Linked DNA regions of Homo sapiens: region 2 is linked to region 1. The links are chromatin loops, found by intact Hi-C in ENCODE. Cell type or tissue: heart right ventricle. All regions are shown on one strand. Links, peaks and the distances in the headings refer to the core of each region. The heading gives the core; the rest is flanking DNA.

Region 1 (16,686 bases), core at 5,122-10,121:
AGATCACGAAGTTGGACTAATAGAATTAATAATAGACTCAGTTCCCAAATTCAGTATTAACATATTTGTCTAGCACCACTCCACATTCTCTTCCATGGTTTTGCTTTGAACTTTTGGTAGAAGCCTTAGTAATAAACATCCAGTTTTATAAAATAAAGTCTTATATTTGTTTATATTATAAATTTATTACTCCTTGATTTACATGCTTAGGAATATAAATCTGAGAAAAATACATGGTAGGATTTTCCTACCACATTCTAAAAGCTTAAGAAATATCTGAAGCTAAGCATGGTGGCTCATGCCTGTAATCCCAGCACTTTGAGAGGCCGAGGCAAGAGGGTTGCTTGAGCTCAGGAGTTCAACACCAGCCTGGGCAACATAGTGAGACCTTGTTTCTACCAAAAAAAAAGATTATTTACATGTGGTGGTGCACAACTGTAGTCCCAGGTACTGGGAGGCGTAGGTAGAAGGATAGCTTGAGCCCAGGAGGTTGAGGCTGCAGGGAGCTGTGATTGTGCCACTGCACTCCAGCCTAGATGACCGAGCAAGATGCTGTCTCAAAAAAAAAAAGAAAGAATTTGAATGGAGACACTGCCACTTCTGCACATCTGTCCTATATGATTTAAAATATCTCTGAATACCTTGAAAACACTGATCTTTTCAACTCTAAAACTCAGAATTCTCTTAATAAAATAGTATGCTGTAGTTATACTGTGTCAGCAGTTTTGGGGGGTTTTTGTTGTTAATTGTTTGTTGTTTTTGTGAGACATGGGCTAGGGATCTGATGTTAAAAATAGACATTAAGCCCCAGGACAAAATGGCCATTCTACCTAGAGACAGCAGTTCTGGCGTTCTGAGGCCACAGTGTAACATAAACATGATGTTGTCAACCTGAGCCAGGGCTGATTTGCCTCATTTGAATCTGAAAGGGAGCCCACATCCTTCCTGTTGCTACACAAAGATGCTGAAAAGAATTCACAGAGAAAACAAATGGACTAATGCGTGTTATGTTTCCCAGAAGTTCTGTCCCCAGTGCCCCCAAAATAGTAAAATAGTTGGGAATGAGGTTGAGCAAGAAAAGAATAAAGGAATAAAAGTATACAATGCCAAGGAAAGGCCAATAGAAACTATTCTTTTTGCTTTGCTTCTCTTGGTGTTTTTTTCCAGTGTGACTCTGTAGATAATGGCAAAGAGAAATGCAGGGTCATTTTTTCCATTTTCAAGTAAAACTTATTTTGCACAATAGACCCACTGAGGCTTGCACTCATTCATGTCTACGACTCCCATCTCTCCAGTCTCAACAAAAGTGAAGGTGGCCATTGTGTCCTTTCATTGTTCTGTGACTTTGCTGCCCCTTTCTTGCTTTTTAAAATAAGTTCCTTAGAAGTATGGAATGGCGGGAACGCATGCCCTTTGTTTCAGCAATTCAGTCAAAATTTCCCAACTTGCCTTCAATGTTAGTAAAAAAAAAAAAAAAAAAATGACATGAATTGTACTGGCATGAATCTAGGTGGTCTGGCCAACAAAGAAAGGAAAGGAGGGAAGAAAATGAGGAAAGGAGGAGAGAGGAAGAGCCTGCATCCCTAAAATTTCTTTTCTCAACAAATATTTACTTGGTTACCTCTATTACAGGCATTTATGGTCATTGTATTAATTCATTCTCACATTACTGTAAAGAAATACCTGAGACTGAGTAATTTATAAAGAAAAGAGGTATAATTGGCTCGTGGTTCTGCAGGTTGTACAGGAAGCATAGCGGCTTCTGCTTCCAGGGAGGCCTCCGGAAGCTTCCAATCATGGCGGAAGGCAAAGGGGAAGCGAGGCATCTCACATGGTGGGAGCAGGAGAGAGGGCTAGGAGAAAGGTGCTACCCACTTTTAAACAACCAGATCTCACAAGAACTCACTGTCATGAGGACAGTACCAAGGAGGATGGTGCTAAACCATTCATGAGAAACTACCCCCATGACCCAATTACCTCCCACCAGGCCTCACCTCCAAAGTTGGGGATTATAATTCGACATGAGATTTGGACGGAGACATACATGCAAACTGTATCGGTTATGTTGCAGAAAGTCAGAATGGAAGGAATCTGGAGCCAAGTACATAAAGGCAGGAGCTACTTCAAAACGGACATATATGTTAGTAGCAGTTGTACATGCTGTCACTCTTGGATCAGAAGTTAAAGATGTCAGACTTAAACTGGATGTAACAGGGAAATTCTACAGATGTGGGGATGCAAATTATGGGATTTTTTTTTTTTCCAGGAGAAATCATGCAGTCTTCCTAGAGGTCTCCATCATAAGCGAGTTTTCCATCATGTAGGTCATTTATCCCTGTCATTTCTTAATTCCATATTTGTTTCCACACACAGATTTTGAACATATATTTTGAACATATATTTATTTAAAATATTTGTTTTTATCTAGCATTGTGCTGAAAGTTTTACCCTATTATAATTGTGTTATCTACATTTAAGTTTTTTACCTTTTAAGGAAAAGAAAAAGGAGAAACTCTACAATCATGCAAAAAGTATATAATTTGCCTGGGAGATGCAGAATAACTTCTAGCAGATAATTACATGCTTTGAACATGAAAAGAAATAGGGTAGAACCTGAACTAAAAGAGGACCAGGTTCTGTTCTCCCTCCCTCAGGGGAGGATATTTTAGAATATTTTGTGTTCATGTTTTAATAAGCTTTTGTTGGATTATTAAGGTGCATTTAAGTTTTTCCATCTTAGAAGTATTCGGCTGGTGCAAAAGTAATTACCAATTACTAATATAATCTTGTCAAGTAAAACCCACTCATTGGGGTACATAGAGCAAGCATCCTCTTTTCCGTAGGGCAGCTCAGTCTGTGTATCATAAACATGATTATCATTGCCATTCAATTTTAGCTGTTGCTCCAGAGAGACTTAAAGGCATGTCACATGTGAGAGATCAGCAGGCAATATTTGGGGCTATGAATATTGAGCAAATATTAAGGTTTTTTTAAAGTTCACCTTCACTCATGATTTACCTGCCCTAAGGAATTTGCCACAGATTCCAAATGTCAGCACTAGAAGAAGTGTCCGAGATGATCTGGATGAACCATTATAGTGACTGAGGCCCAGGAAGAGTGAGTGGTTTACCTTAGGTAACCAGCAGGTCAGGGTAGAATGCATGTTTCTGTTCAGTCATTTTATTCACCTCCTAGGAAACATATTGCAGTGCAGTTGGTTTGCCACTTTTGATCAAATGCACCAAATCTTCAATTTGGATTAATCTTTTCAATTACTGAGTATACCGGTCCTTTCCCATAGACTTAGAACAAACTACAAATGCAGGCAACACAGGTAATTAATTTTAAATTACCGAGTAGCCACATTTAAAAAGCAAAAAGAAACACATGAAAGTAATGTTAATATTTTTAAATTTAAGACGACCTGTGTAAAATATTATCATTTCAACATGTAATCATATTTTAAAATTTATTAAACATTTTACATTCTTTTTTCATGCTGTCTTTGAAACCTGGTTATATGCTTTATACTTACATTACATCTCATCTTGAACCAGCCACATGTGGTTAGTGCTTGCTTACCCTATTAGCACAGGTCTATATGGATGAACAGGTCCAAGCTCTACACCAAACCACAGGCCCCTAACCCTTGAGATCAAAAATGTCTCTGAGTACTAGTTCCCATTTCTTTGAATTTTTGCTCTTGATACGCCATGCATGTCTCCTGAAAACCCAGAGAGGTGAGCAAGCATGAACTGCTATAAAATGAGTGTGTCTGTTGAAAACATGGTCCAGCTCCTGCTAAGATAGCGTCATTCTGTGATACAATATTCCTGTCTTCATCTAATTCCATGAAGTTCTGCATTTCCTTAATGTCAAAAGTTCCCTTACCAGCTGCAGCCGTTTCCTGTGGATAATGTTCTAAATGGCTTTTATTTATGAGATGTCTTGTGCTATAACTGCTATCAGAATGAATGTGTATTCCAAAACCTATTCCCCAAGTCAGTCTAATTAACAATCTTCTAAGAAATAATTGTTAAACTTCAGCTGTAGCTCACAACACGGGTATGTCTCGCTTTGACCTAATTACAGAATGTAATGTTAAAATATGTAAGGAAGGAGATCAAAGAGGAAAGTCATTTTGCTTTCTATGTCTTCATCTTGCTTTCTATGTGCCTCATATTTCACAGCTCCCAACCTCCACTTCCAACTGGCTGAGGGAAGGAAACACATGGAATAGTAATGAATGAGTATAGACGCTGAGGCTGTTTTATTTTCCTCATCTTTGAAGCAGGAACAATAATAGTGCCTATCCTGGAGATTCGTAAGAATGAAGCATGAAGCATGGGATCTGACATATCGTTGATGCTCAACAAATATTAAATTGCTTCAGAAAAATAGCAAATAGGTATATCTGGTGCGAAAAATGGAAAGGAAGCCTGCCAGCTTTTTTTAAGGACACTATCTGCATTATTCTTGGAATTGAATCCGGCTCCACCCAGGGCTGAGAGCTTTTCGTTTCCATTGTGTCTTTAGCATAGCCATGCAAACCAACATCACTTCCAATGATAGGGGAATGCTGGAGTCAAAGCGACTAGTTCACTTCAGAGGACAGGCAGTGTATAATGTCAGGGGGAGGAGCTGACCCAAATAATGTGTTTCAAGTCATCAGAACACGTTCATGTCTGGTTTTCATAGTAAATTGTGACAGCTGCGCAGGAGAAGACAGAATACACTTTTTAGATGTTATTTTGTTTATTTTGTGATGCTGCTTTAAACAGTTCCACAGAGTAAGGAAATGGAGTTTTTACACTGTGAGACTTTAACTCCCTTCTTTCCTTGACTTGCCTCTTGGCTCTGCTTAATAAGCCCTTTCAGCAAGACCTCATCTGCTTTCCTTGAAGCTTCCAGGTATTATCTCTTGGTTGAATATAACAAAAATCACACCAAGTAGCTACCTGACACTCATGGGTGCAAGTATCTCATAGGAAACTGGTGAATTCTGAAAATGCTTTTGAGCCACTTCCTTTCACTGCTGGACTCTCTTAATCTACTTACTAAAGTGCTACTTGGACAAGAGAGTATTGACAGTTACAGGGAAAAACAATGTAGAATCCCAGGCCATGTGTAGGTTTCTGTGGACACATTTTAATTTTTTAAAGAATATTTTAGTTATCTAAATTATGTACCTAACCATTTATATTGAGTACATAAATTCTCAGTAAATTAGCGTCTCTCTTTTGAGGGCTGTGTGTTATCTGCTCCTGTGATCCAAATATATAGCACTAAGACAATATAAGGGATTCTCTCTCTCTCTCTGTCTCTCATTCTCTCTCTCTCTTCCTTCCCCCCTTCCTTTCTCTCCCTGCCTCCCTCCCTCTACCCTCTCTCTGTTTGTCCTAATTTACCTGACGTTTTAGCCCTTGTTGCTGTTGGAGGATTCTAAAGATGAAGCCACTCATAACCTTAATGCCTGATAGCATAGAGAATAGTTGGTGACTTCACCAGAACTTACACACCCATGCCTTTTCTTTTTTGCTTTGCCATGAGTAGGCAGTTGCATACTTTATTTAGCAAAAGAGAGAACTGTTAAAAAGCTACTAAGTAGTGGTATATTCATACCATGGAATACTACTAGGCAATAAAAGCTACTATAATGGATAAAGCAATAAAAACTACTATGCCACTCAGCAGCAATAAACTACTGAATATACAATATCATGGACAAATGTCAAAAACTTGCCACATAAAATAAGTAGACACAAAGAATACATACTGTATGATTACCTTTATATGAAACCCTAGACCAGAGAAAACTAATCTGTCGTGGTAGAAATCACAACCGTGTTTGCCTGGGATGGAATTGACTACAAAGGGACCCCAGTGCATCTTTCTAGGGTGATGAAAATGTTCTAGATCTTGATGGGGGTTTAGATTATACAGGTATATACGTTTGTCAGAACTCATTGAACTGTAAACTTAAATCTGTTTATACATTGCACTGTGGATAAATTATGCCTAAACTTTAAAAAAAAGAAGAGGGAACTAAAAAATCCACACGCCTTGCTAAACCTCCTCAAATTATTAGAAATTCTCTTTCACTTATGAACTATTTTCTTGAAAGACAGCTACCAGGTATCACTATCACCATCTTTTTGTACCAGGTACGTGGGTTCCTTTCAGACTCTTCCTGGTGCTGCAATACACAGTGGTCACCCACATTTGAGAAACATACAGTGCCTTCCTTTTCCCAGGAGATTATCCCAGAGTTACATGGGAAATCAATGTTGTATAAGTTGCACAGGGGAAACATTACTGAAGGCATTTTTTTGGAAGGTATAAGTGTATTCACTCCCCAGTGTATTGTGGGCTGTGTTAATTCAGAATTTGGAAGAGAATGCTCTTAAGCCAGGATGTTTTGTAAAGTGTTCTGTGTTGCAATGTGCAGATGTTTACATCAAATTTTAAATCTTTCACTTACCTGCTCACCTTCTCCCTCCAGAACATGCTGCCTGTTGTTAAGCACTGTTTCTGAAATACAAATCCATTGTGCAACTCTTGCTCAGAAACTACAGTGGCCTGCTCCCTCCTTCACATTTGGGCCCTGCTTAACTCTCTAGTTACCTGCATTCGCTCATTCTTGGCTTGTGTCACACCAAACAAAGCTGCTCCCTGGCATGCTCCTCTCTCCTGAATCCATGCCTTTGTAAGAGCTGTTCTGCAGCCTGCAAAGCACCCTGCCCATCCCCTTGCGCACCCCCTTTTTCACCAGTCCTTCCCACAGGCCCCACTCAGATGCCCATCCTCTGAGAACCCATCCCAGCTTTTGCAGGAGGGATGAGTCACATGCCCAAGCTTCAAGAACACTGTATGTGTTTCTTCAGGCAAGCAGGCTTACTACATTGGAGAGAACAGGTCCTTTCCTTGTCTGCCTTCTCCCATGGGCTGGACACCCTTCAGTGAAAGAGATGGCATTCGCGTCTGTATTTTGTGCACACTGCTTGGATACATAGTATTTGCCCATGAATGATGGGTGAATGGGTGGGTAGGTGGATGGATGGATAGATTCATTCACTCACTCACTCATTCATTCAACACTGCAGCAGTAGCCTTCTTTGTGGGACCACCAAAGAGGAGACAAATAAGAACCAGAATGTTGTGTGGCCCTAGCAAAAGCAGATTTTTCTGGGCGGATGTTAAAGTATTCCAGTCCCACTTTCCTTGCTTTATTTTTCCAAGCAATAAGGAGAACATGACAATATTCTTTGCCGGGGTTGTACTTTCTACCTCTCCTCTGCATAAGGGTATTCCTACCTAATTCTAAGAGAAAAAATGAAAACTTACCACTAATGATATAAAAAGCATATTTATTGTTAGGTGATATTTGTATTTTGGGGGTTTTTTCCTCACTAGGAAAATTTTCTAAATACCTTTGCATATACCACTTTGTTTTATCTTTACAAAAATCTCATTAATTAAGCAGGGGATGGATCATCATTCCCACCAGGCAAATGAGATAACTGACGTGTAGTAAAAGCCTGATGATTTTTCCAAAGTTACACATCTGGTTAGTGATAATGCTGGGACCAGAATAGGAGTCCATGTGTTCCCACCAGACTGGGAGATTGTTCCAAAGAACAAGTTCCCAGGAAAGATCAAATAATTGCTGGAAAAGCACTTCCGATCTCCAGCAAAAACAGATCTTTCCAGCTGAGTGCCCTCCCTAAGGCCTGAAGAGTATTATCTGCCAAGTAGCTATTCTTTTGTCTTCTGCATAAACCACTGCAGGCTGAAGGCCACTGTGAAATCTGTGAGAATCAAGAGCAGCCATCCACTGCAGAAATATATGTTATGAAACTTAAGGAATAAGTCACTGTCCATCCAGAGAGAAATTAGAGAATGCCTTTTCTGAAATCTCTGCTAGGACACAGGTGTGGGCCCTAACGCAGATATGAAGCTTTGTCCCCAGTGCTAAGACGAGACAGCTATTTTTGCTGGGCCAATGTAATATTTAAAAGCAAACATTTAACAGTAGGATAACGGCTGCTGAAGCTGCATTTGCAGCTGCAGCTGCATCATTCCTCTGGGGAAGGCAAGATGGCTCTTCTCCAGCTATTCATGAAGGGCAAGAGTTGGGAGCAGAAAGAGAATTTGCTCATACGTAATACTGTGCGGTCCAATCTCATGTCCCATGTGAGATGCCTAAGTCAGAAGCTGACTGCAAAGACAGCTCATCGGCTTGGAGACCCAGGGTTCATTCTGCAAGATCTTTCAGGCCACTTTTTTTCTATAATAAATGAAATCCTTTGCATTTTATTGGGAGTAAGAGAGCCAGATCTTTTCAGACATTAACAAATGAGGGGCCGTGAATGTGGTCCACCTTACTGATTTGCTGCACCAAGGAGACCACAGTCACTCCAGATCTTAAACATATTCATAATTGTGTTTGGAGCAAAGTTACCATTGGAATCAGATTTTCACAGTGCTGGTACCGATCTCTGGGATCCTCTTGTCCTTTTTTGCATTTACTCTGCTCTGTTCCTTCTTTCCCACTTATCTTCCTTTCAGGGTCTCCACTGGCTGTCTTTGCTAACCAAATATACAGGAGTTTCCTTGGTCACAATTAGAAAATGAGCTTCCAAAAGAAGAGGCACCGAGGGCCCTTGGCACAGGACACAGGAAGGGACTGATCACGTGAGCTGTCTCAGTTGAATCCCTCATTTCTCTGATGCGGTCGCCAGAATTACTCAAAGTATTTCATTTTATTTTCATGTAAAACCCATTTATACAGCTGCCTCAGGGATCTGTTATAAAACATGTGGAGAAAAATCATGATGTAAAGTAAGAAATACAGGGATACAGATAGAGGAAGCCACATTTTTGTTAACCTTGTTCTTTGGAATTCTGATCAAAACTACGATGTAAAAGATTCTTGGCCAGGCGCGGTGGCTCACGCCTATAATCCCAGCACTTTGGGAGACCAAGGTGGGCAGATCACGAGGTCAGGAGTTCAAGACCAGCCTGGCCAACATAACCAAACCCCATCTCTACTAAAAATACAAAAATTAGCCAGGCATGGTGGCGCGCACCTGCAGTTCCAGCTACTCGGGAGGCTGAGGCAGGAGAATTGCTTGAAACCGGGAGGCAGAGGTTGCAACGAGCCGAGATCGTGCCACTGCACTCCAGCCTGGGCAACAGAACGAGACTCCCTCTCAAAAAAAAAAAAAAAAAGATTCTTATCAAGCCCCTTTGTGATCTCAATATTTATAGCACTTTCTCAAACTTGTGGTCGTGTGTGACCAAAACGTAGGACAAATTGTAACTCATTGGTTGCACGGGTATTTGTAGGCATGGGGACCTTGTCACCCGGACTTCTCTGTCCCTTGTTTATGTCCTCTTCAGTAAATGGGAATGGAGCAATAACTAGTTTCTAGTTTACTTTTGACATAAGATGGTAAATGATATATTCCCATCTTTGTGTTTGGCTTTTAGCCTTTGAATTTAAACTTAGTTCTTCAAAGAGTGGAACAGTTCTGTTCAGTTGCAAAGCCTATTAGGGCCTTTTTGCACAGAACATGTGCAAATTCTTCCCTTTGTTGGAAGCTGAGATCCATGATAAATTCCCCCTCTCCCACTTACTTCACAGAAGGCTTGCAATAATAAGCCAGGCATCAACTTGGATCATCTTTACTCTGGGGTTTTGGGGTTAGAAGTTGCTGAATATCATGTTAATGAATAAACCTGGCCCTCAGACCCAGAGAAATGATTGGATGTTAATATCAGTGTATATGCTTTTAGTGCCATTAACAACGTGATGTATTACAATTTCTTAAGGGTGTTTTTTTCTACACTGGAAGATGTTGATTTGCCACTCTGAATGCCACCAGCTTTTCATTCTGAAAGTTGGAGAATGAGCATAAACTTTATAGTCAGATAGACTTGGATTTGAAATCTGATTCTGTCACTGCCTGGTGGTTTGCTCTTAGGGAAGTTCCTTAACCTCTCTGAGGTTAGATTTTCTATAGTAAAAAGGATTAAACAAACAAGTAAAATGTAGACCATCCCGCACAATGCCTGGAGGAGAGGAGGCTCTCAAAAATTACTTATCCCTGTTTGCTTCCCTTCTTTTTCAGTTGGAACTTCTGGAAGGGGGTGTGAAAGCTAGGGTTTTCCTTAGCATGGGGGATTATTTTAATCACTATCATTCCTACAGAAAGAGCAAGACATTTCTAAGGGAGCCGTAAGAGGCAATATGGCATAGCCTAGTGGATCTCAGAGTGTAGCCCAGGACCAGCACAGCCAGCATAACCCTGGGACTTGTCAGAACGCAGGACTTAGGCTTGATGTTGCTTCAGACCAACCGCATCAGAAATTCTCAGGGGGAGGCCCAGTGGTCTGTGTTTTCACAAGTCCTTCAGGAAATTCTCATGCTCATAAAGTTCGAAAACCACTAGTGTAGTGAAAAATACACTGGACTAGTTTCTTGCACATTCTGCTGAAACGAGAGGTGGGATTGGACCAAATGTCCTCTAAGATCTTTTCTAATTCTGGCATCTTGTGGTTCTAGTTTTAAGCCAGCTGTTGTCACCATTTTCTTAGAATGACCATGTTCTTTAAAAGGGAAAAGAAAAAAAACTGGTTTATTATTTTTTATTTCAAAAGTAACACACTGTTATAAAAAATGAATATAAACAAAATGAAAAAACTTAAAACCATCCAAAACTCAACATCCTGAGATATTCTTTTATGCTGTGCTCTTATTGTCCTTCTTTTATGCAGATGCACACGTATGCATTACTCTGTGTGTACATACATAAACATCTCACCATAGCCATTAGCATCCACTGAGTGTCTGCTCTGTGCCAGGCACAGTTTTGGGCATTATGGGTATACCATCCAGCAAAGCCTCTACTCCCATTGAGCTTTCTTTCTCATGAGTGGAGGTAGATAATAAACAAGAAAACACCTAAATAAAGACCATTTCTGAGATTGTTAAATGCCATGAAGCAAATAAAACAGTGATGTGAAAGAGTGACCAGGCAATGGGCAATTAAGATCTGATACCAGGAAAAACCTTTCTTTCTTTTTTTTTTTTTTTGAGACAGGGTCTCACTCTGTCACCCAGGCTGACACGATCATGGCTCACTACAATCTCTGCCTTCCTGCCTCAAGGGTTCTTCCTTGAGCACCTCAGCCTCCCAAGTAGCTGGGACCACAGGTGAGCACCACCACACCCAGCTAATTTTTGTATTTTGTAAAGTAGGGTTTCGTCATGTAGCTCAGGCTGGTCTCAAACTTCTGGGCTCAAATGATCTACCTGCCTCCACCTCCCAAAGAGGAAAAACCTTTCTGAGAGGTGGCATCTGGGCTGAGACCTGAGAAGGAGCCAGCTGTGTGAGTATTTTGGGGAAGAGCATTTCAGGCAAAGGGGAAAGTTTGTGCAGACTCACTGAAGTAAAACAGAGCAGAGTGTGTTCAAAGAAGAACAGAAAGGTGTGCAGTGTTGCTGGGGAGGAGGTGTGAAGAGGGAACCACAGAAGATGGGGCTAGACACATAGGCCAGGGCCAGAGCAGGATGACCATATCATTTAAATTCATTCCAAAGACAATAGGAAACCATTTTAAGCCTGGGAGTAACTTTAAAAAAAGATGACTCTGACTGTCATAGAGGGTATAGAGCGCAAGATTGGAAGCAAGGAAAGTAGTTATGTTTCTACCTCGTGTTTTGTGACTTGTATATTTCCCTTCACTATTTCATTAATATCTTTCAGGATTGTTAATGTCCTGCTGTGTTCTCATTTTTAACAGCTGCATAGGAATCTGGTATGATACCCTACTTTGTTAATCCTCTGAGTGCCTAGATTGTATCCAATTTTTTTATTATCATGAACAGCACTGAAATGAGTGTTGTTAAATCTTTCTGCACATTTTTGTTCTCAGGATAATTCCCAACAGGGGAAGTCCTTGACCAAGAGTAGGATTCATTTGAAGACTTTTTCTCGAGTCTATTAGTTGGTTTCATCTGTATTTATTTAACTGAGCATTTTCAATTATTTAAAACCTTTAGTTGATAAGCTTTTACTAGATAGGGGCCAAAGTGAGATACTCCCAGCACTTTGGGAGACCGAGTGGGTGGATCACAAGGTCAGGAGTTCAAGACCAGCCTGGCCAACATGGTGAAACCCCATCTCTACTAAAAATACCAAAATTAGCTGGGCGTGGTGGCAGGCATCTGTAATCCCAGCTACTGGGGAGGCTGAGGCAGGAGAATTATTTGAACCCAGGAGACAGAGGTTGCCGTGAGCTAAGATTGCACCTTTGGGTTCCAGCCTGGGCGACAGGGTGAGACTCCATCTTAACAACAACAACAACAAAAGATTGTCAAGTATCAGTAACTTTCTATCAGTAATTTATAGTAGTTGGCATAATCCACATTTTACAGGGAAGAAACCAGAATCTTTTTAACCACCTACTCAAAATAGAAACCCTTCATCTTAATCATGGCTTTGTACACTTCTGACACCCTGAGGGAATGAGAAAGGAAGAGAGCAGGAGGAGGAGAGAAGTGGAAGGAAACCTGCCTCAAAACTGATGGAGTGGAACTGAAACCATTATAAGAAAAATCACTTCTGTTTCTCTCCCACATGCCACTCAAATAATGAACTGCCCAGCGGCGGGGCCTCTCATGAGACAGGCGGCTGGGCAGGCAGCAGGCAGCTCCAGTGGGACCACAGCATCCCCAGGCAGGAGCCAGAACCCTGCCAGGGCTGTGGGCATGTGGCCAAGTTGTGGGGAGATGGGCTCCCTGTATGTCCTCCTTGAGCCCCATTCCAGACTCCATTTGTGTTTATCTCATATCATCATCTCCATTTCCTCTCAACAGAGCCTCCACATCTCCCGTGCATGTGCATCTTGCCAGAGCCCTGCACTGTCCTCAGTGAACAATTTAAACAGATTGTCTCCACCCTCCGTGCACTGCTGGTGCCGAAGGGCAGGACAGGTTTCAGGTGCCCAGTGGAATCTGTAGAGCTTTTGACACCTTGTAGGTATCTTTAAACCTAAAAGAACGATAGCAACATGGTCATTGGTACTTTGCCCTGGGGTCACTTCAGTTCAAAATAGGAGAGTGATGGCAATGGACAGAGTTAGGCATTCGGCTTCATGTAGGGATGGGGAGAGAAGCCATTCTTGGCAGGAGGAATGCATGGAAGTGCAGGTGACAGAGCACCATTATACAACTTTCATTAGGGAGAACAGAGCAGGAGGAGGGAGGGCAGCTTCACACCAGAAGGCAGAAAGCCCCTCCCCGCCCCACCAAGAAGAAGTTCTTTATTCTACTTTCTCATCCTCATCTGAAAGTATTGCTTAATAAAGGCCAGCCTTCACAGGGCTCACCCCTCAGTGTTACCTTCTAAAGCCCCACCTAGATGTTTCCTCTTTCAGCCAGGGAGGATCACATTCATAGCAGCACCAGGGCTGGGTGGGCACTTTAGGTCTTTGTGTTGAAAATGAGGATGATGCCAATGCCGACCCAAGCCCATCACTAGGTGAGGTGAGTTTTGAGCCACATCTTGCTCAGACAGCTAGGGGTGACCAAGAGGGAAGAGCAGGCAGCTGGTGAGCAAAAGCATGCTGATACTGTGCTGGATTTTCCCAGATCCTCAGAATAGTTACCTTTGACCAGGGAGGAGCATCTCCGATGGATGTGCAATTCCCCATTACCCCTCTCCAGTGAGCAGCTTTGCCTGGCTGCAGCCATGAGCCTTGGGGGCACCTGACTCCAAAAACAGATGTGAGTTGAGGTTGTAAGCCTTCAGTCCAAGACCCCTGCAGGGGAGGAGGTAACATCACCAGTGGACCTATAAAAAGTGCAGATACCTCAGATTCCTGAGCCTCACCTTAAACCCTCAGGGTGCATGTATTTCCTGTTTCAGGTAGGCATGGTTCTTTGGGGTTTATGCCTAGGAGTGGAGTTCTGCTCATGGGATAGGTACATCTTCATCTTCACTAGTAATGTAAAATTGTTGACGTCCTGCTAGCGGTGTGTGTGGAGCTCTTGTTCCACATTTTCACCAGTACTTGCTCCTAACAGACTGAAAATTCTGCCAGTAGCATCACTTTATGTTGGAATTGCAATATAGAAATGGAGGATGACAGTTCATGATGGGTGTTGTGTTGTTTAGGTTGAAAATGAGTGAGAGTTTTGTCACCTGGCCTAGCAGGAAAGTAAAAATGCTCTGGTACCAAAGAAAAAATTATTTGTTTATTTGTTTTTTTATGGGAAAATAGTCAAAATTAAGGAAAATTTGAGGCCATTAGTGATATTGTGAAGTGTATATTTGGTCACTGTTTTCTGGCAAACAGCTCCTAAAATCCTTGGAATCTCCAAAGTAGTAAACGTCTAGAGGATGGGGACTGGTCATGGGAAAGAGAGGATTAGAGGGTTGGGACTTTGAGCCTTATCTCCCAGTCTTTGGGGAGAGAAAAGGGGACTGAAGGTTAAGTTGATCACCAGTGGCCAGTGATTTAATCAATCATGCTTATGTAATGAGGCCTCCATAAAAAGTCAAGAGGACAGAGTTTGGAGAGCTTCTAGATAGCTGAACATGTGCAGGTTCCTGGAGGGTGGCAGGGCACAGAAGCCGTGGACGCTCCACGCCCTTTCCTTCATACCTCACCCTGTGTATCTCTTCATCTGTATCCTTTAAAACATCCTTTATAATGAAGTAGTAAACATAACTGTTTCCCTGGGTTCTGTGAGCTGCTGTAGCAAATGAGTCAAACCCAAGGAGGGGGTTGTGGAGATCCCGATTTATAGCCGGTGGGTTAGAAGCACATACCACAACCTGGGGCCTGTGACTCATGTCTTAAGTGGGGAGCAGTTTTGTGAAACTAAGCCCTCAACCTGTAGGATCTGACACTATCTCTAGGTAGATATTGGCACCAAATTGAATTGAACTGGAGAACAGCCAGCTGTGTCCACTGCAAAATTGCTTGCTTGCTTGCTTGATATGTGGGGAAACAAAACCCACACATCTGGTGTCAGAAGCATGTTGTAAGAGTAGAGGAGAAACTAAGTTTGTTTATTCCTCTGTCCACACCATTATTTTAAAGAGTCGAGTGTTTGAGGCACAAAACAAATAGTGACAAGAATGGATGATTAACCAGCAACCATGTTAGAACAGAAACAGATTTCAAACAGTTGAGATAGTTAAGAAAAACAAAGTTAGGGAACAGTTTAGTGGGTTTGGAAAAGTAGAAATGGTATAAATAATCAGTCTCTTCTATAAGAGTTATGCAGATCCACTAATTGTTAGCAGTATTTTTATTTTAGCAGTGAACCTATATAGAAAATACAAGTCTTAAGAGAGAAGCAAGATGGCTAGAAAATGATGAAGGGACTTAGAGGGGAGTGCATTTAGTGCGTCCAGATTAAGGAATAAACCTGGTGGAACGGTGAATACTCAGAATGTGTAGGCTGGTTGTACACAGGACCATTTTGTTTCACTTGGGCTGGAAATCAGCATGTCGAGTCAGCTTTTGTCACAAAGAATTATGGCAGAGCTGTTTCCTGGGCTTATTTCATGTGTGTACCATCATTACTTGCTGGGTCAGTTTGGGTTGTATTGAGCCAGAACTGGGGCAGGGCATGAAGCCACCCTTGGGCCATCATTACCTGGAATCTTCTAAGGCAGCTCCATCGGAGCTCTCAGGGACAGGCCAGTTCTGCTTAGTGCTGGGACAAAGTGCTTCTGCCAGAGCTGCCGATTGATGACTCTTGCTGGTGGATGAGCAAGAGTTTACATCCTCTGACTGTTCTAAGCCTGTATATGTGAGTAGAGCTGTCATTGCTGAAAAAATAAGCTGCCTTCTAGCCCAAAGAATGTGTTAATATTATATTTTTTATGCAAAACTGAAGTGTAACTGCCACTTCTGCATCATGATAAAGACATTCGTATTTGACTTGACAGAGCAAACCCCTCCACAGCTGGAGGAGAACAGTGGTGATCCCCTGTGACCTCACATTCATCTGCACCTCTAACCCTAGCCACTCCTTCAGGATCCTCTTGTGACACCGGTCTGTTGTTGGATTCTACTTGTTACATGCCCTTTTCAGTGGGCATTCCTGTCTTTCTTCTGATGACCTGCATTGCAGATGTCTATCTGTGGTGTTACCTGTCCTCATCATGTTTAGGCAGCCACTTACACAACTGTGCAAGCCTATTTCTCACTCCTACCAGCCCCAAAAGATATGAAGTGTTTTGTGTGCCAGGGCTCTCAGATAATGTCACTTATATAGTTCCAAAGTAGATCACCTCTGCAGCCATTTATGGTTTCAGATCTTTATTCTCACATGTAACAAAAGCTACGGCTTTGCCACAGTTGGGGATGATTTGTGAGGTATGAATTATGAATAGACAGGTAGCTAGAATGGATAGAGTCATTGGTCCACTTAGGAAGTCATAGCTTACTTAGATACCTCCCTGTCCAGCCACTTGCATGCAGTCTCTTTCTACCCTTGCCTTCTTGATCTGGCACCCCCCCATGCTTCTCTTTTCTCCCCAGCTTCAGTATGTGTCTATCAAGACCCAGTTTCACTCCTGCTTAATACTGGATAAGTATCAGTTGTATAATGTGCAAATGCTTTTGCTTATAGGTCTCAGATTTAGCCAGATCTGGGTTAAA
Region 2 (16,686 bases), core at 7,494-12,493, 55 kb before region 1:
AAGCTATTCTTCAACCCATTTATTTTAGACTACCTGAAAGCACATCATATGTTTGTTTGCCAAGATGGAGGTAAAACCTAACTGGAAAATCATATATTTTATTTTTAAAAGGCCACTTTTGCTATAGGCCATGAGTATGGGCAGTTAAAGCTTAGTATCTTTCCATTTTAAAAATCTGAGATATTTTCCTTTTCTGTAGTGTATTTATTTTTGTTTCTTTTAGGAAAAAAGCAATGGGGGCTTCATAAAACCAGATAAACACTTACCGAGTTTAACATAAAACACATTGAAACCTTCACTACATGGCTAAAGTAAGATATCATTTCTTGCATGGAATAGGTGCTCCATAAATATTTGATAAGAACATTTGTGAATTTATTGTTGAACGACTTCTCTGGACGAAGTTGTGTCATTTCAAAAGTTACTGGTAGAACTCTGCAGTTACCTATAGCATCAGGTGCTTCCATGAGTGGGTGTGGCACAGCCTTTAGCTGCTGTCCTGTGTGATGATGGTGGTGAGGGTTTGACACTCCCTGGTATGCTTGCTTTTGAAGTTTTGCACCTGGCGTCTTCGTCATACTCCTCTGTATCCAAATACTCTCCACTCTGCTCTGTGCCCCAGAAAATTGACTTCTATGTACAACGTCAGTGAGTTCCTTTCCCTTTGGTTTCTAGTTGAGTTTAGCAAGAAGAATGTCCAGAGACTGGAGGGAGGGAGAAGAGGGAGGTCAGAATATCTACCCACAGTGGGGTCCCTCCTGATTCGCTACAGCCCTGAAATGGGGTCACTATCCCTGTCAGGCAGCCCTTCCGTGAGCGTTTCTGTCCAGGTTCTGGTGTCTGCTTCCTCACCTTGCCCCTTCAGCCTTTAGGTATAACAGAGCCACCCTACCTGTTTCCCCCTCAATACTAGCCCAGGGGGCTGCACTAGGCCTTGTGCCCTGCTCACTTCTTGGCAAATACCCCTTTGTGATAATTTGAGGGTGCCACCTGTCTCCTGCTGGTACCCTGATTGATAGAGAGTGTGTTTGCAGATTTGCTGCTTCAGTGCCTTTGTAACACAGCAAAGCTGAGTGGTTCCAGAGGGACTGACCTCTGATCTCAGGTTTTTTTTGTTTTTTGTTTTTTGTTTTTTTTGAGGCTGAGTGTTGCTCTATCGCCCAGGCTGGAGTACAATGGTGCAGCCTCAGCGCACTGCAACCTCCGCCTTCCAGGTTCAAGCAATTCTCCTACCTCAGCCTCTCGAGTAGCTGGGACTACAGGTGCATGCCACCACACCTGGCTAATTTTTGTATTTTTAGTAGAGATGGGGTTTCACTATGTTGACCAAGCTGGTCTTGAACTCCTGACCTTGTGATTTGCCCACCTCGGCCTCCCAAAGTGCTGGGATTACAGGCATGAGCCACCACATCCGGCCCTGACCTCACCTTTAATAGCAGGGTGTTCTATACCAGTGTGGTCCCCAAACCTGGGGGTGCTTCAGAACCCCCTGGGGAAGTTATGAAAATGCAGGTTCCAGGCCTCACCTCCCAACCTATTCATTTGGAGACACTTAGGATGCCTCTAAGGCTCTTGCAATGATTAACCTTTTGTAGTTGACTGGATGCAGAACCTGATAACATAGCACCCAAGCCTGGGCAGCCCTCTGAACAGGTGACTAGATAAAGGGCACTCGATCCCTGCTTTTTGTGCCATGTGTTAGTCTTACCTGGGGGTAAGTGAGTGAGTAATCAAGAGAAACTCCTGCTGGCTGTAAAGAAGAACTATCCTTTAAAAATACAGTATAATACAAAGTCAAGAAATCAAACTAATTTGAGAGAGAGTGGAAGAATTGCTCTTTTAACTCCTTGTTAACAACAGTGAACTGATCCATTAGCAGGAGTGACCAGACTTCCCTGGCTCACTGCACAAGATTCTGAAGAGGCCATTTTCCATTATCCAGGAGTAAAGCCCAGTGTCTATTTTGCCCTGGAGTTCCTCACCATCGTCTGCTGAGAAACAAATTCTTGTGTGCTACAAAAGTACAACTCAAGATATGAAATGTAACTAAATACAAGACACTGTTTTCCTACAAAAAATATTATAAATAAGTCCTCTGTTAAAATAAATCCCTCAGTAGATCCCTTGTTATAAGCCCATGAAATGAGTAGTCTGTCCCTGTCACACACAGCGCAGCCAGAAAAGGCATCAACATTCCATTCTTCCAAGGGAAACGTGAAATCAGAGCTCAGCACTCTGAATGAAACAAATAGCGTGTGGAGGACAATCAGCGCTGGGGTCCGGAAGACATGAATTCAAATCCTGCGTGGACCCAGGGGTCCATTTCTCCTTCCTAGGCTGTTGGGAGGATTGAATAAGAATGTGAAGCTCTTGGGGCATGTAGGATTCTCAGCCTCCCACTCCCACTCCTACCATCTAAAACATTTCCCACCCTAGTCTCGGCATAGTTAGGAAGATATGAAGATAATGGGAAGGTGCATTCCACTGAGTCAGCATGCCCAGGTGCCAGCAGCTCTCTGCAGTGGGTATTGCAAAATTATAAGACAGAATTTCTTGGTCCCCAGTTGGTAATAATTTACCTCACCTTCAATAGTGGGCCGGGACATTCAGCAGCTCCATCTCCTGCAAAGGTCCTATGAGGGTCACTCTGCTGAGGCTAATTGCCTGAGAAGGATAGTACACTATCTGTTTTGCCACATTTTGTGATTTACTTTGTTTCAAGCCTTTTCCTTTTGGTGGTTTGGTGAAATGCTGTTAGCTGATGGGTTGTGGGCATGAAGGTGAAGGGTCATCTTGGACCGAATAACCTAGGGACAGGGATCCTTCCAGGAGGGCAGAGCTGGGCCGAAGGGGTGTCCTCCTGACCCAGTCAGGGGTGCTTGAGTAATACTGATGCAAGTGTGTCCCACCCCCTCCTCCTCTGGTTAGCCTTCAGAGCCATCTAGACTGATGTGCTCTGGAAAGAGAGAGATGGTTCTTTATGGCCCCTGGGGTTATATTTGACCAACGTCCAGGTTCCAGGAGTTACAAGCTCGTGCAATTGTATTTCATCTCCGAACACAAGCTGGTTAAAAAGGAGAAAGTTCAGTCAGGCTTTGTGTTTTCTACAATCTAAATTAGATGCTAGTGCTGGGGCACCCTAGGAACTGCGTGGGAAGAATGTGGTGACCAGTCTACACGTAAACCCCAGCTTCCTACTGCACCCATCCCACTTCCCCGTTCCTTTTTTCCCTTATCTACAGGGTCTTCAACTGCCTCAAGAGCTGTTGTGGGCTCAGAAGAAAAGGAAAAGACTAGGAAAAGCAGAAACACGCTGGAGGAACTACTGTGAGAGCCAGCTCCTAAGTGGTCCCAGCTTCCCCCACCCCTCTGCCTACTTTTTTTTCCACTTCAACTTTTACACGGCCTGTAATTCAGTCATTTTAATTTGAGGTTGTAAATGACCTTTAAAGAAAAAGCAGTGGTTTCAGAGGGGGCTGATGACTCATTAAATGATCAGTGATGCATGTGTATGAGTTAATTCAGCCAGCTTGTTCAACCAAGGGAAGGGGGAGGGGGCTGTGCTTGGAAGGGTGGTCAGTAGACAATTCAGGTGCCTCAGGAAGAAGGGAGCCAGGTGGGATGTGTAATGCTGTGAAGCCGATAGGAGGAGCAGAAAGGGGGCCAGTGTAGGAGGGCAGAAGGAACCTGAACCACATGGACCCTTGTTTTATTCTGCGTAAAGACTGGTTTGGTGAGGCAGCCTGGTACCTAAGACCAACAACAGCAGCGTCTCACATGTGTAGAGTTGCCAGATTTGGCAAACAGCAAAATATAGGACACCCAGTTAAATTTGTATCTCAGATAAACGATGTATAATTTTTAATGTAAGTATGTCCCAAATTGTGTATCTGAAATTCACGCTTATCCAGACATCATGAATTGTATCTGGCAGTGTTCACAATGGCTTAGAACCTGATATTTGACAGCTCCGTGAGAAAGATGTCTGTCCCACTTTAGTGATGGGAATGCCAAGGCTAAGAGGGGTTGTGGTTGCCAGCCTCTTCGCTGGTAGAAAAGAAGCCTTCAAAGATAGTGTTCCTGCTCCTTGGCCATACATGTAAAACGCCTTGTAGGACTAAACAGTTGTCTGGCAAACACACTTCGAGTCATGTGGTGTTTATCTCGGGGTAGCAGAAAGGGCACTAGATTAAGGGGAGGCCTGTTAGAAAGGCTGAAGCAGGCTGAAAAGGACTCCTGGAGGTTAACCCCTGGGTTAGGTTTAAGGCAGAGAGGCCTGGAAGAAACATAAGAATCACCTGGTGTACTTTGATAAAGAAGCTGAGGACTAAGGAAGTGATGTGGTGACTCAAATCACAGGAGAAATGACCAGCGAAGCCTAGAGCAGCATCAGGGTTTCTGAAGTCCTCACTGAGTTCTTTCTATTATATTACATGGTGCTGACGTAGCAGATTCTTATTAAAGCCTCCAAGTTTCCACACAACGCCACAGTACCCACTGGTGGGAAGGACCACATACTGCTTATGAGTCACAGCCCTCGTTTTCTTTTCTGTTGGTGTAAGTACTGCCTAAGTATCCCCTTGTTACCAAGAGGCTGATTATGTGTTATACCCCAGTGAACAAAGACTAGGGACCAAAAATTCAGGTTGTGCCATTTATTGCATTGGACGTAATTTAGGGCATGGTGTGTTTGTTTCCAAAATCCAGCTACTCAATAGAATGAAAGAGAAACTTAAAGTTTTACCTCCTTCTGGATTTTTTAAAAAATTCATTGGTTTTGCGATGTAGCATCCTATTCCTGTGTGGAACAGGGATGCTGGAAAGCCGCAGTCCCAGTAGTCTGCTTATGAGCTACTGGGGACCTCTACAGCATCCACCTGGGAAGAAAGGAATGCCCAGAACAGAGGGTGCCGCTTCTAAAGCTGAGGTCTCTGTTCCCCAGTTCCCCCCAGTTCCCCCATAAAATCTGAGGGTTTTATGATCACAGGGGATGTGGGTGTTCTTCAAGCCTGACTTTGGCCTGTTTTTCTGAATCCTTAAGCATGGCCCTCGTATATTTTCAGAACGATGATGTCTCTTCCTGCCTTTAAATACACAGGAATGAAATGTTCCATTTTGGTTTATTTGGTTTACTTTAGCAGCTTTTGATGTAAACTGTGGGTTTCAGCATAAGAAGACTTAAGTGAAACTAGTAGCTGTATCCACACTGTCTCATCCCCGCAGTCAATTAGCACGTGGGAAACCATTTTGAGGGGAGGAGGTCATTTCTGGGAGAGAAGAAGCTTTTCCTGTTCTCTTCTCATGTGGTTTGCTCCATTCCTAACACTATGGATATTTTTTTGGTGTTTCCTTGGAAAGCAAAATATCCCATATTAACATACCATGGCTGCTTTGGGAAGCTGTGCATTTCCGCAGATTATTCCTTCAGGAAACTCTACATTTGCGCTGTTGGCTGCAAGAATGAAATTATCCTTGGCAAGTTGTTTCATTTTAATCTCAGGAGCAATGGTGTTAAATGTTAGCCAGTCAAAGCCATAAGCAAAGACTGTTATTCAAGTTTCTGTGTTAACCCTTTATCTCTGTGGTCTTTCCCCACCTACCCCACACCCCCATGCCCCAGGAGTCACTGGTTCAAAACACTATGAAGTGGATTACTTCCTTCCATGATACTAACAGTATTTATACTTGACTCTTCACAGATTGGAGAATATGAAACAGAATGTGAAACTAAACAGCTGAGGATATATGATGAATGAAACTGGCTGGGATCTGATCAGTTTTATAATTTGCAGTCCTCAATTCAGAGTAGTTTAGGAATAAGAAAACCTCTTGGACATTTATTAATGTTACCGGTTGACTTAAAAAAAAAAGATTGTGGGGTAAAACCTTACTTCCACAGTCAAGCCATAAAAGTGGCATGATTTGGGAGAGAAAAAAAGGTTATAATGAAGCCCAAATATTTGAAGTGATTGAATTAATACTTTCAGAGGAGTGCCCCTGAAGGGCAGAGTGATTTGGAATATCCAGAATATTAATACTACCAGTTAGCCAAAAGCAGTGCTCAAGGGATGAAGCAGGAGCTTGGCCTTGGAACTCCAAATGGCCTTTGAGGGTTAGTGGGAAGCAGATGTTTTGAGGCAGTTGGAGGATCTTGTGAACAGTCTTCAAAGCAGGTGGAGGCTTTTTAATAAAGAAAAGTGGGTAAACAGCTAGGCTGCTGGATTTCCATTTTTCTCCCTTAGAAGAACTAGATTCTGGTCATCTTCTGGTCCCAGATTATACGATTTCCTAGCCAAGAAAATCATGTATGATTGAGAAATCTAGGACTTTTTCCCAGTTTATTTAAGAAACCCACTCTACATCTATGTTGGTAAATAGTGGTTAAGTGGACTGTGGCTCTACTACGTTCCTGTCCCACAAAGGAATAAGATGCTGCATTGTAAATCCAATGAATTTTTTTTTTTTTTTCAGCCAGAAAGAGTGTTCTCACACTGCTATGAAAAATTACCTGATTGGGACCAGGCACGGTGGCTCATGCCTGTAATCCCAGCACTTTGGGAGGCTGAGGCAGGCGGATCACTTGAGGTCAGGAGTTCGAGACCAGCCTGGCCAACATGGTGAAACCTGTCTCTACCAAAAATACAAATTAGCTGGGTGTGATAGCAGGCACCTGTAGTCCCAGCTATCGGGAGGCTGAAGCAGGAGAATCACTTGAACCCAGGAGGTGGAGGTTGCAGTGAGCCAAGGTCACACCACTGCTCTCCAGCCTGGGCAATAGAGCGAGACTCTGTCTCAAAGAAAAAAAAAAGGGATTACCTGATTGGGTTATTTATAAAGAAAAGAGGTTTAATTGGCTCAGAGTTCCACAGGCTGTACAAGAACCATGATGTTGGCATCTGCTCAGCTTCTGTGGAGGCCTCAGGACATTTACAATCATGGCAGAAGGCATGGGGGAACCAGGACTTCACATGGCCAGAGCAAGAGGAAGAGGAGAGGGGGAAGTGGGAGAGGAGAGGGGGAGGTGCCACATGCTTTGAAATGACCAGATCTCATGAGAACTCACTATCATGAGGGCAGCACCAAGTGGGACATCTGCCCCCATGATCCAGTCACCTCCCACCAGGCCCCACCTCCAACATCTGGGATTATAATTCAACATGAGATTTGGGCTGGGACACAGATCCAAACCATATCAGTATTGCATTGTTAGTTAATGTGGGATATGTATATTGCTTATCTGCCAAGTAGGCTACAAACATTTTGAATGCTGAGATGGTGTCTGGTGCTTCTCTATTCCCTTCATTGTCATCTATCCAGTGTCTTGCACCTTGTTTAGTCATTCATTACACAGAGATCTTCCCCTGGTGCCTAACAGATTTAAGCCAGGAGTTGTGGGGAGCTGAGATGGAGGCAAAGCCATTTTCTCAAAGAATGCTCACATATGGTTTGTCCACAGAACACCCATATATATGTATGTCTAATACCAATGGAAGTGAGAGGAAGGAGTAAGACAAAAACAGTGCACAACCCAGGCACTGTTTTCATTTGTCACAGTCTCAGATACACTTGCTACTTTTATAAGTGGCTTATGTTTTTCTAGTAGGATCTGGACTACTGGAGAGACTCCCCAGTTTACTGAGAATTGAGAGTGAACGACGTATTCACTGATGTGTCTAAGTGGCTGGTACGGAAGTTCTGTTGAATTTTGGTATTCCAGCATTATCCAACCAATCATTTCCCTAGCCAACAAATGTCTATATATATTTGTTCAATTAAACTACATGTCGTAAGAATTGGCATTTATTCTGCTTCCTGGCAACTAGGCAGGTGATAAAAGAAAAATGGGGAGCTCCTTTGAAAAGCCACCTAATTCTAAATAAAATGTACACGGTGTATGGAGCTCTGCCTTGATGATGATGGCCATGGTTTACCTTGGAATATGTAAATTCAGTACCCCCTTAAACCTGAAGTGCTCTAAAATCTGCTGTGTGGGAAGTGACCACTGAGCCAGAAGATCAAGATACTACCCTGTTGTTGCCAGTGGTTTGAGCGTTGCTTGGCCACCTGCAGCATCGCCAGCGGTGCACACAGTGTTTCCAGATCTCTCAGGTATGAAACTAGACTCTCAGTGGCTAAATGTACACATCCCCATTCTTCTCCCACTGTGCATCTAATCCTTAATGTTGTGGACTTGTAATTTGTTGGCAGAGGTCCTTCTACTGTCTGTGAAGCATCAGGATGAAATGTAAGGAAGTGTAAGGTGACTAAGTATGAACGAGCAAATAGTGATTAGACTTTTAGATTCAAATTTTGCTCTATTCTTTTCTTAAATCATGGAAGTTAGTCATTTGCCATTTATACTTGTCTGTCTGCTGCAGCCCCCATGGGTTGCTATCCTCTGGGGATATCAGTAATCTGGCATTTGATTTCCCATGAGAAGAGTTGAGGAGAGAACTGGAGATGTGGGCAGGAGAGGGTTAAATCTAAAGCTGGGCTTCCAGACATTTGAGGCAGAGCTCTGTGTCACTGCAAAATAACCTGTTCATTAGGAATTCTGTGGCATCATCCTTGGAACTTAAATTCCCATTTTCATCTTAGTGGGTATTTTTGTAAGCCAGTGAATAGTATTAACTTAAGCTCAGAAAAAAATGGGATGAGCCTGTGACAGATTTAGGAAGCGCGGTTGCAGTCGTTCCCGTTTTAGATCATAGTAAATTCCTTCTGCATCAAGCTCACTTTTTGTACGTTTTCTTTTCCTCCCTTCCTCATATTCAATATCCCTTCGGCAAGTTGTGTCCATCCCTCCTGCTCCACTCCCGTGAGTGGCTGTGAGGACTCGTCCCACAGAGCCTCCCACAAGCTGTAGAGCCTTGTTTCTCCCATCCCCCGGATCCTTCCTACCCTGTGCTGAGACCTGTGCCTCATTTTCAGCTCTTCTGGGGTACCGTGTTATTACTTGAAAGAAAATTTGAAAGCATTTTACGTTGCTTATTACAGATCATTAATGGAAGCTCCACTAAACCCTGGGAATTTATTCTCTCATTGATGTGTATATAACTCCTATTAACATTAATAAAGTTGTTTAGAATCAAAGAGCCAGCAGAAACCCGTAATAGAGAATCCATTTTGATCCTGCTTCACAAAGTGACTCATACCCACAGGGCATCAACAAGCATTTTAAAGATAATTTTTACAACTCCCTTTTTAAAAGTACAGCAACTACTGAATATATCATGGCACACTCGTGTCCTTCGGAATAAACCCTGCCGGTTACCATTTGTACAGGACTGCCCTACCTGGGTGGGAAGCTGCGAGGTTTGTCCATATTTAACCAGTGCTGGAAATGTCACCCGTGGCTGCCTTCCCTGCACGTTTCCACAGGGGAGCTGGCGTGTGCGGGACTCCCACATAACAAGGGTGGACAAGGCATGGGTGCAGTAAGAAGGGAATTGCACAAGTGACAGCCTCACAGACAGGGGGCAGTGGAGATGTCCATTCACCTGAACCACTTGTGCCCTGCCCTGCCTCAGTGGCTCTGGACAGGCAGCATCATGAAACGGAGAACTGAGGGGTAGGGGGATTTTAGTCCAGATATTGTGAAGCTGTCTGAACCTATTAATACCATTTACCAATCCTTACTTGATGAAAGGACCACAAGGAGACGGAAGATGTCAGAAATTAGTAGTATGTATCTGGGAAAATATCCTTAATCTTTCACATAAAATGCGAACACCAGGGGGTTAGAGTTGCACTTTCTCTGTCAGTGTATTGGTACACTTGTTATTAAGTCATGTCAATAGCCAGTAAAGGGAAACATCTCAACTAGGCACATCCCATTTTAATGTCTCTGTATTTTTCCCTCTCCCCACCTCTATTTCCACCTCATCTTCTAATTTTTACAAATGTTCCCAATGTTTGGGAAGTGAGTTCAGTTTGGGAGAGAGACAGGATATATCTGCACATTTACTTCTGATTTGGACATATGGTTGGCATCCTTCCTGTGCCCTTGAGTCTTTTCTTAGAAATGTTAAATTTTTAAAAACTTGTTTATTTTTGAACGTTGCTTTTTTAGAATCACCCTTCCTAAAAGGGAGAGAGGAAAAACTGTAAGTGAATCTTATTAGATTTTTGAAGTGCTCATCATAATTGAACTATTTCCCTAATGACTGGTAGCATCTCACCTAGATTTGTCCTTGGAATGGTTCCTGAACGTTTCAAGATCTTCCAGTTCCACTTTACTTTTGGCTGTGGTTGGAAACATGGGTGTTCATTTCTGTAATTGTTAATCTGGATATTCTGAGGAAGAAAAATATGGAATATCCCTTTAATCACTGAACTTTATTTCTGACCCTTTATGTTTCCTAAAGAGTAAATATACAATTTTCAAAGGAAGGAAACAACAGTAGCTATTAACATGTAGAATCCATCTGGCACTGTATAGATAAAAACAAGCCCAGAACGCTTTTTGTTTATTCTTCACCACAGTGCCACGAACTGGGTCAGGATTATCCTTGTTTTACAAATGAGGCAGCCAGAGCCAGAGAGGTGAAGCCAGCCTTTCTCAGAGCCACACATCCAGGAAGGGTCAGAGCCCAGATGAGGTGGGAGAATTGAGAACAGGTCTGCCCAGTTACTACCCAGCCCAGACTTCCACCGCATCTTGCAAGGATCAGGGTATGTAGGACAAATGTCAGCCCAATGGGTCATTTGTTCCCGGGGACCCAGTTTGACCCCCTGGTACCTAACGGAGTGCCAGGAGCATGACAGGCACTCAGTAAATATTTGTTAAATGAATGTATTGTCAAAGTCAAAGAATTCACTAAAATGTGTCATCTCATCCTGGGGACTGCCCTTGGCCACTGCTGAATCTGTTTTGAAACCTCTTTGCAGGCGAGTTTAGGAATATATGAATATATTTATTTAAAATAACATTACCAGAATTTGCGACATGTGCCAGTGTGGTTGAGGCCTCTGGTGGCTAAGGTCTTCAGCAAATTAGAGATGCACAGTAGAGGTGCTATGTGTATACTTTCTCTTTGATTTAAACTTATTTAAATAACTTTTTTTTCCTGACTTTAAAATTTTACTTGTAGAAAATTTGGTAAGCTATAAAGAAGAAAATGAAAATATCTCTTAATCACACCATATTGAGATAGCAATGTTAAGATGTATTTAAACTAGGGTCGGGCACGGTGACTCAACACCTGTAATCCCAGCACTTTGGGAGGCCGAGGCGGGCGGATCACCTGAGGTCAGGAGTTTGAGACCAGCCTGGCCAACATGATGAAACGCCGTCTCTACTAAAAATACAAAAATTAGCTGGACATGGTGGCACATGCCTGTAGTCCCAGCTACTCAGGAGACTGAGGCAGGAGAATCACTTGCACCTGGGAGGCGGAGGTTGCAGTGAGCCAAGATCGTGCCACTGCACTCCAGCCTCGCCAACAGAGTGAGACTCCATCTCAAAAAAAGAAAAAAGATGTATTTATTTTGTCGTTTTTGGGAGGGGTGTGTCATGTGTGTGTGTGTGTGTATATATATATATATATATATATATATATATATATATATATATATATGAAACTTTGATTTTGAGCTTGTTGCTTCTTTCATTTAATATTAAGTTGTGATTGTTTTCTAATGTAATTGAATAATAACTGAAGTTTTCCATTGTGTGAGCAGACTAATTTATTTAACCATTCACTATCCTATTACTATGCAGTTAAATATTCTCATATTTGAGATTATAAATAATGCTGTACTAAACATTCTGGAGTGAAAATATTTGCTCACTTCTCTGGTTATTTCTTCATGAAAGGATTACTAGGTTTGGTGAAAATATAAAAATTCTATACATAAAAATTCTAAATTAAAAGCAAAAAAACCTTAGGAAAAATTTATTTGCCACAAATACATTAAAAATCTTAATATTCCGTATCCTGTTTTCCTTTCACTCAGCCTAATTTTTTGTCCTCACATTTTTGTTACCAGGCACTCATTCTGATTGCTTAGCCATCGTACTAGTTTCCCATTTGATTTAACTAAAACTGTTTCAGTTAAACATTTATTTCTTTGCTCATGACCCTGATAACATGCAGCATGATCTATCCTCCACTACTGAGACTTTCCAAGGATTGTCTGACTCTTGTCATTACATCTGAAAATCCCTGAGTAACTTCTGTACATCTTTCTTGGAAACAACATTATTAAAAAAATAGTAAATTCAAACTACTATGCACTATGCCAAGCACTGAGGTGGGTGTTTTAAAGTATGATATAGCCCCTGCCATTGAAAAACCTCCAGATAAGACATGACCACATGACAGGTGAACCTGGATACAATAAATATTAAATAAAATTACTAAAAATTTCTGTTTAGTAATCCTGACTCATCATCTCATTTTCTACAATTTCTGCAATTTCATTGGCCTGTGCCTTCAACCCACCTGAATCTTACCTGCCACTCCCCTTACCCACGAGGGGATTTCAATCAGCATGGTGTGGTTACATCATTAAGGTTTCTTACCCATAGCATCACCATGATGGCAGGATCCCCAGCTCTCAGAACAGGGCCTGGCACATAATATGTGCTCAGTTAGTGTTTATTGGATGTATGATAAAAAGTATGCATTTTTTTTCTTCAATTGGAGACCACCAGCAGATAGTTATGTACAGTCACGCGTTGCTTCAGGACAGGGATACATTCTGAGAAAAGCATCATTAGGTGATTTTGTCATTGTGTAAACATCATAGAGTACACTTACACAAACCTAGATGGTATAACCTACTACACACCTAGTCTCTATGGTATAGCCCACTGCTTCTGGTTACAAACCTGAACAGCATGTTATTGTACTAAATACTGTAGGTAATTATAACACAATGGTAAATATTTGTGTATCTAAACATAGAAAAAGCACAGTAAAAAATATCAGCATTGTAATCTTAGGGGACCATTGTCATATATGTGGTCTGTCACTGACTGAAATTTCATTATGTGGCACATGGCTGTACTTAGATTGGCAATAAATACAATTAAAAGAGAACATTTGTGGTGGGCAAGAGCTCTAGCTCAAACGTCAGACTAATGAAGGTTCAAATCCTGGGTCTTCAACTTACCAGCTTTGTCATCTTGGCCAAGTTAAATGATTTCTTCTACATTCAGATTCTTCAACTGAAAAAAATAGTGATAGAGTCTAAGCCATTGGGTTATTAATAAGGATAAAGTGAGGTTTATGTTAAGCCTAGCCCAGAACCTGGCACACAGTAAGTATTTAGTAAATGTTAGCTATTATTATTTATAAATCGTTTCCCTTATTTATTGCCTAACTACAATCTCAACCTACTCTCAGGAATATAGAAATAGAAATTGATTCATCATGAGAAATAATACATAAGCTTTGGAGTCAGATCTGGCTCTGCCACCTCAGTAGGTTACTTCTCAATGCTTTAGTTTCTTTATCAGGTGAAGACCTATTGCGTAGGGTTACTGTGAGGACTAAAATGAGATAATATATGCAAAGTGCCTAATATGTTCAGTACTCTTTTCTCTTTCTGTGTCTTGGTTCAATTAGAACACCCTTCTGTTTCTGATTTTGCTACCAAACATGTATTTTTCTCCCTCTGGTAGAGTGTTCTTCCATTTATTTTGGTGTGACACAAATAATTTAATACATGTTTATATCACAAGTCCACATGTGTGAGTGAAACAAAAACTCCACAAAATAATGCTCTGTGTGATTCCTGTACTAATTTGCTATGGCTGCCATAACAAAGTATCATAGACTGGATGGCTCAAACAACAGAAATTCATTCCCTCACAGCTCTGGAAGTTAAAAGTCCGAGATCAAAGTGTCAGCAGGTTTGGTTTCTCCTGAGGCCTCTCTCTTTGGCTTGTAGATGGCTGTCTTTTCTCTTTGTCCTTACATGGCCTTTCCTTTGTGTGTATCTGTGTCCTAATCTCCTCCTCTTATAGGGATACTAGTCATATTGAGTTGTGGTCTGCCCATATGACCTCATTTTAACTCTGTTACCTCTTTAAAGGCCTGTCTGCAAATATAGTCACATTCTGATGTGTGCTAGGGTTTAGGGTTTCAATCATGAATTTTGGAGGGATACAATTCAGTCAATAACAGTTCCCTTGATATTTTTATCTGTATTTCATTAAAGAAAATGCTGGGCAGAATCAACCAAGTTAAATTTTGTGACCCATTGAATTGACTCGGGACCACAGGTTAAAAGAGTGTGCTTTAGCGGGTTGTGTTGGCTTACCCGGTTAGTGTGAAATTGAAACCAGCATTAGGACTTGCCTGTGACTTAGTGTGGAGACAGGCCCAGAGGCACAAAACAGTAAGAATCAGAGTGGACATCCTTCTGCAAACACAGACATCACCTTAGCCCAGGGTTGGCAAACATTTTCTGTAAAGGGCCAGATAGTAAATATTTTCATCTTTGCGGGCCATACAGTCTCTATCAAGACAATTCTGCTGTTGTGTGTGAAAGCAGCCATAGACAATATGGAAACGAGTGGGTATGGCTGTGTTCCAATAAAGCTTTACTTACGGGCACTGAGATTTTAATTTTGTATAATCTCCATGTGTGATGAAATAATCTTTTGATTTTTTGTGACCATTTAAAAATGTAAAAACCATTCTCAGTTCATGGACTGTACAAAAGCAGGCAGCAGGCCAGATCTGATCCGCAGGCTGGGGGTTGCTGACCGCTGCCCACCACTGCCCTTGCTGGTAGAGCCTCAGTCTTCTGGCTGCAGACTCTCGAGGAATTGACCTAGGTGATTTTCCTCTGTCCATGTACATTTTGAACTGATTATCTTATTTGACCCTTGTGATTCCTCTGTGTTTTCAGTAGGAAAATCTCTGTGGCATTCATGATCAAAAGTTATTTAAAAAGCATATGTTATCTTCTTACCAGAGAACTCTAATTAGGGATGGGGGACCTTCTTAAAGGACCCACACAATTTTTTGTCAGATGGTGAAGTTAGGAATAGAGTTGACACCGAAAAGTCTATGCAAAAACAACAGAGCTTGAATTTAAGGAGGGCTCTCCTTTGGGAAGCTAATATCCAGGGAAACAGAGTGACCAAAGAAAGGCCCGGGTGTCCTCATGGCGGATGGAGGAGAGCAGCTCAGTGGCAGGGGCCCTGCCCCGGGATCTTCTCCCAGGTAGGGGCAGGCTGGAGGGTGAGTGAGGTCTCCACAGTCCCCACATGGTTTCTTTCGCAACCCAGAATGCAAGCCGAGGTGTGTGTGGCTGCCTCTCACTTCCTGTGGGGGCTGCCTGCAGTCTCAGGATGTCCATCTCGGTGCCTGCGTAGATCTCCTCCCCTCCCAGAGGGTCCAAGAGAACAAAAGTGTCTGAGAAAGCCAGAGTGTGACCACGCGGTTTCTATGCTCCAAGGGATTTATTTCAGTGGTAGGTGGAGCAGCTCTGTGGAGCACATGGCTAATGATAATGGATTGACTGACCAGAAGCAGGAGAGGACCTAGCAGAAGCCGGAGGTCAAGCTGCCCCAAGACTGGGGGACAGCCTGGGTGAAGACTCTGGACCTCATGACCATGTATATTCCAGAGGGGGATCTAAAGAGCCCCAGAAATTCACAAAGGTGGGAATGGTTATTTTCACTATTTCAGACTGACAGAAATTATGCATTTATCCAGAGTGACAGTGCAAAGGCAGGCTGAGCTGTTGTTGCTTCCATTGGCAGGAATGAGCCGATCTTATGGACTGACTCTGGAAGAGCAATGTTGAGTGCCTACTTTGTGCCACAGAGGGAAAACCCGTTTATCCCAAGGGCTTTCTCATCTGGGGATGCGCAGACTGTAAACCAAGGCCCCAGGAAACGGTTTTTAACTAATGTGGAAAAAAAAAAATGGGCTTGAATATCCGAAACTTCACTTTAAAAAATCAGTAAGATAAAATTTAAATGATGTGTATTATTTTATTTTGAGACTATTTGCTTCATGCCATCCTAACATATAGTAATAAAATAGCTTTGGCCTGACATTCATCTTAAAGTGAATTAAAAAACGTAATTTAATGAAATGGCACTTCTAAGCTTTTAGTGCAGCAAATTTTCAAATTATCTTGCTTAAATTAAATTGCTGTGCTTTTTTGCTTTCGATACTTATAAGAGCTCTGTTTTGTTTCTGGTTTCATCGTGTTCGCCCTGAGATGATTTTTTTTTAATTGAAATGTAGCATTCATGCAGAAAAGTGCACAAATTCTTAAGTGCACTGATAATGAATGTTCACAAAGTGAACTCTCCTTTGTAACCAGCGGCCAGGTGGAAAAAGAATGTCACTTAAACACTAGGAGTCCCCTCAGGTCCCCATCCAGTCCCAATACACCCCAGTTTCCATCAAGGGTAACTGATAGCATGACTTCTAACAAGAAAGATTGGTTTTATCTATTATGAACTTTATATAAATAAAATTGACCAGAAGCAGGAGAGGACCTAGCAGATGGCAGAGGTCAAGCTGCCGCAAGACTAGGGGACAGCCTGGATGTCCCCCAGTTTGCACTGTCTTGTGTCAATAGAATAACATTATATTTAGGAGATTCATCCATGTTGTTATAAGTAGTAGTTTGTTCATTTTCATTGCTGTGTAATACTGTTTAACATATCAAGATGTATTTAGCCCCTCTCTTGTAAGTGGCCTTTTGAGT

Evidence for each region. Hi-C counts contacts between places; a loop is a spot of excess contacts. Peaks named below come from ENCODE experiments on the same cell type or tissue, not always from the same donor. Only the 100,000 strongest peaks of a DNase experiment are listed, where the experiment ranks them.
Region 2: a loop joins it to region 1, with 2.2 times the contacts of the local background. A loop is called at or near these places in 13 of 110 quality-filtered maps.

Annotation. Positions count from the first base shown.
Region 1 is chr6:111,735,513-111,752,198 of GRCh38, reverse strand. All of the region lies in intron 3 of FYN (FYN proto-oncogene, Src family tyrosine kinase), which reads left to right. Among named protein-coding and RNA genes, the nearest start is that of FYN, 130 kb to the left of the region's middle. RefSeq lists enhancers at 659-1,231, 13,586-13,655. In heart right ventricle, for the core only: no CTCF peak of the experiment used is centred there; a DNase peak (open chromatin) is centred at 8,088; H3K4me3 peaks cover 1,516 bases; H3K27ac peaks cover 5,000 bases.
Region 2 is chr6:111,792,559-111,809,244 of GRCh38, reverse strand. All of the region lies in intron 2 of FYN (FYN proto-oncogene, Src family tyrosine kinase), which reads left to right. Among named protein-coding and RNA genes, the nearest start is that of FYN, 73 kb to the left of the region's middle. RefSeq lists an enhancer at 4,207-4,296. In heart right ventricle, for the core only: a CTCF peak has its summit at 9,463; no DNase peak of the experiment used is centred there.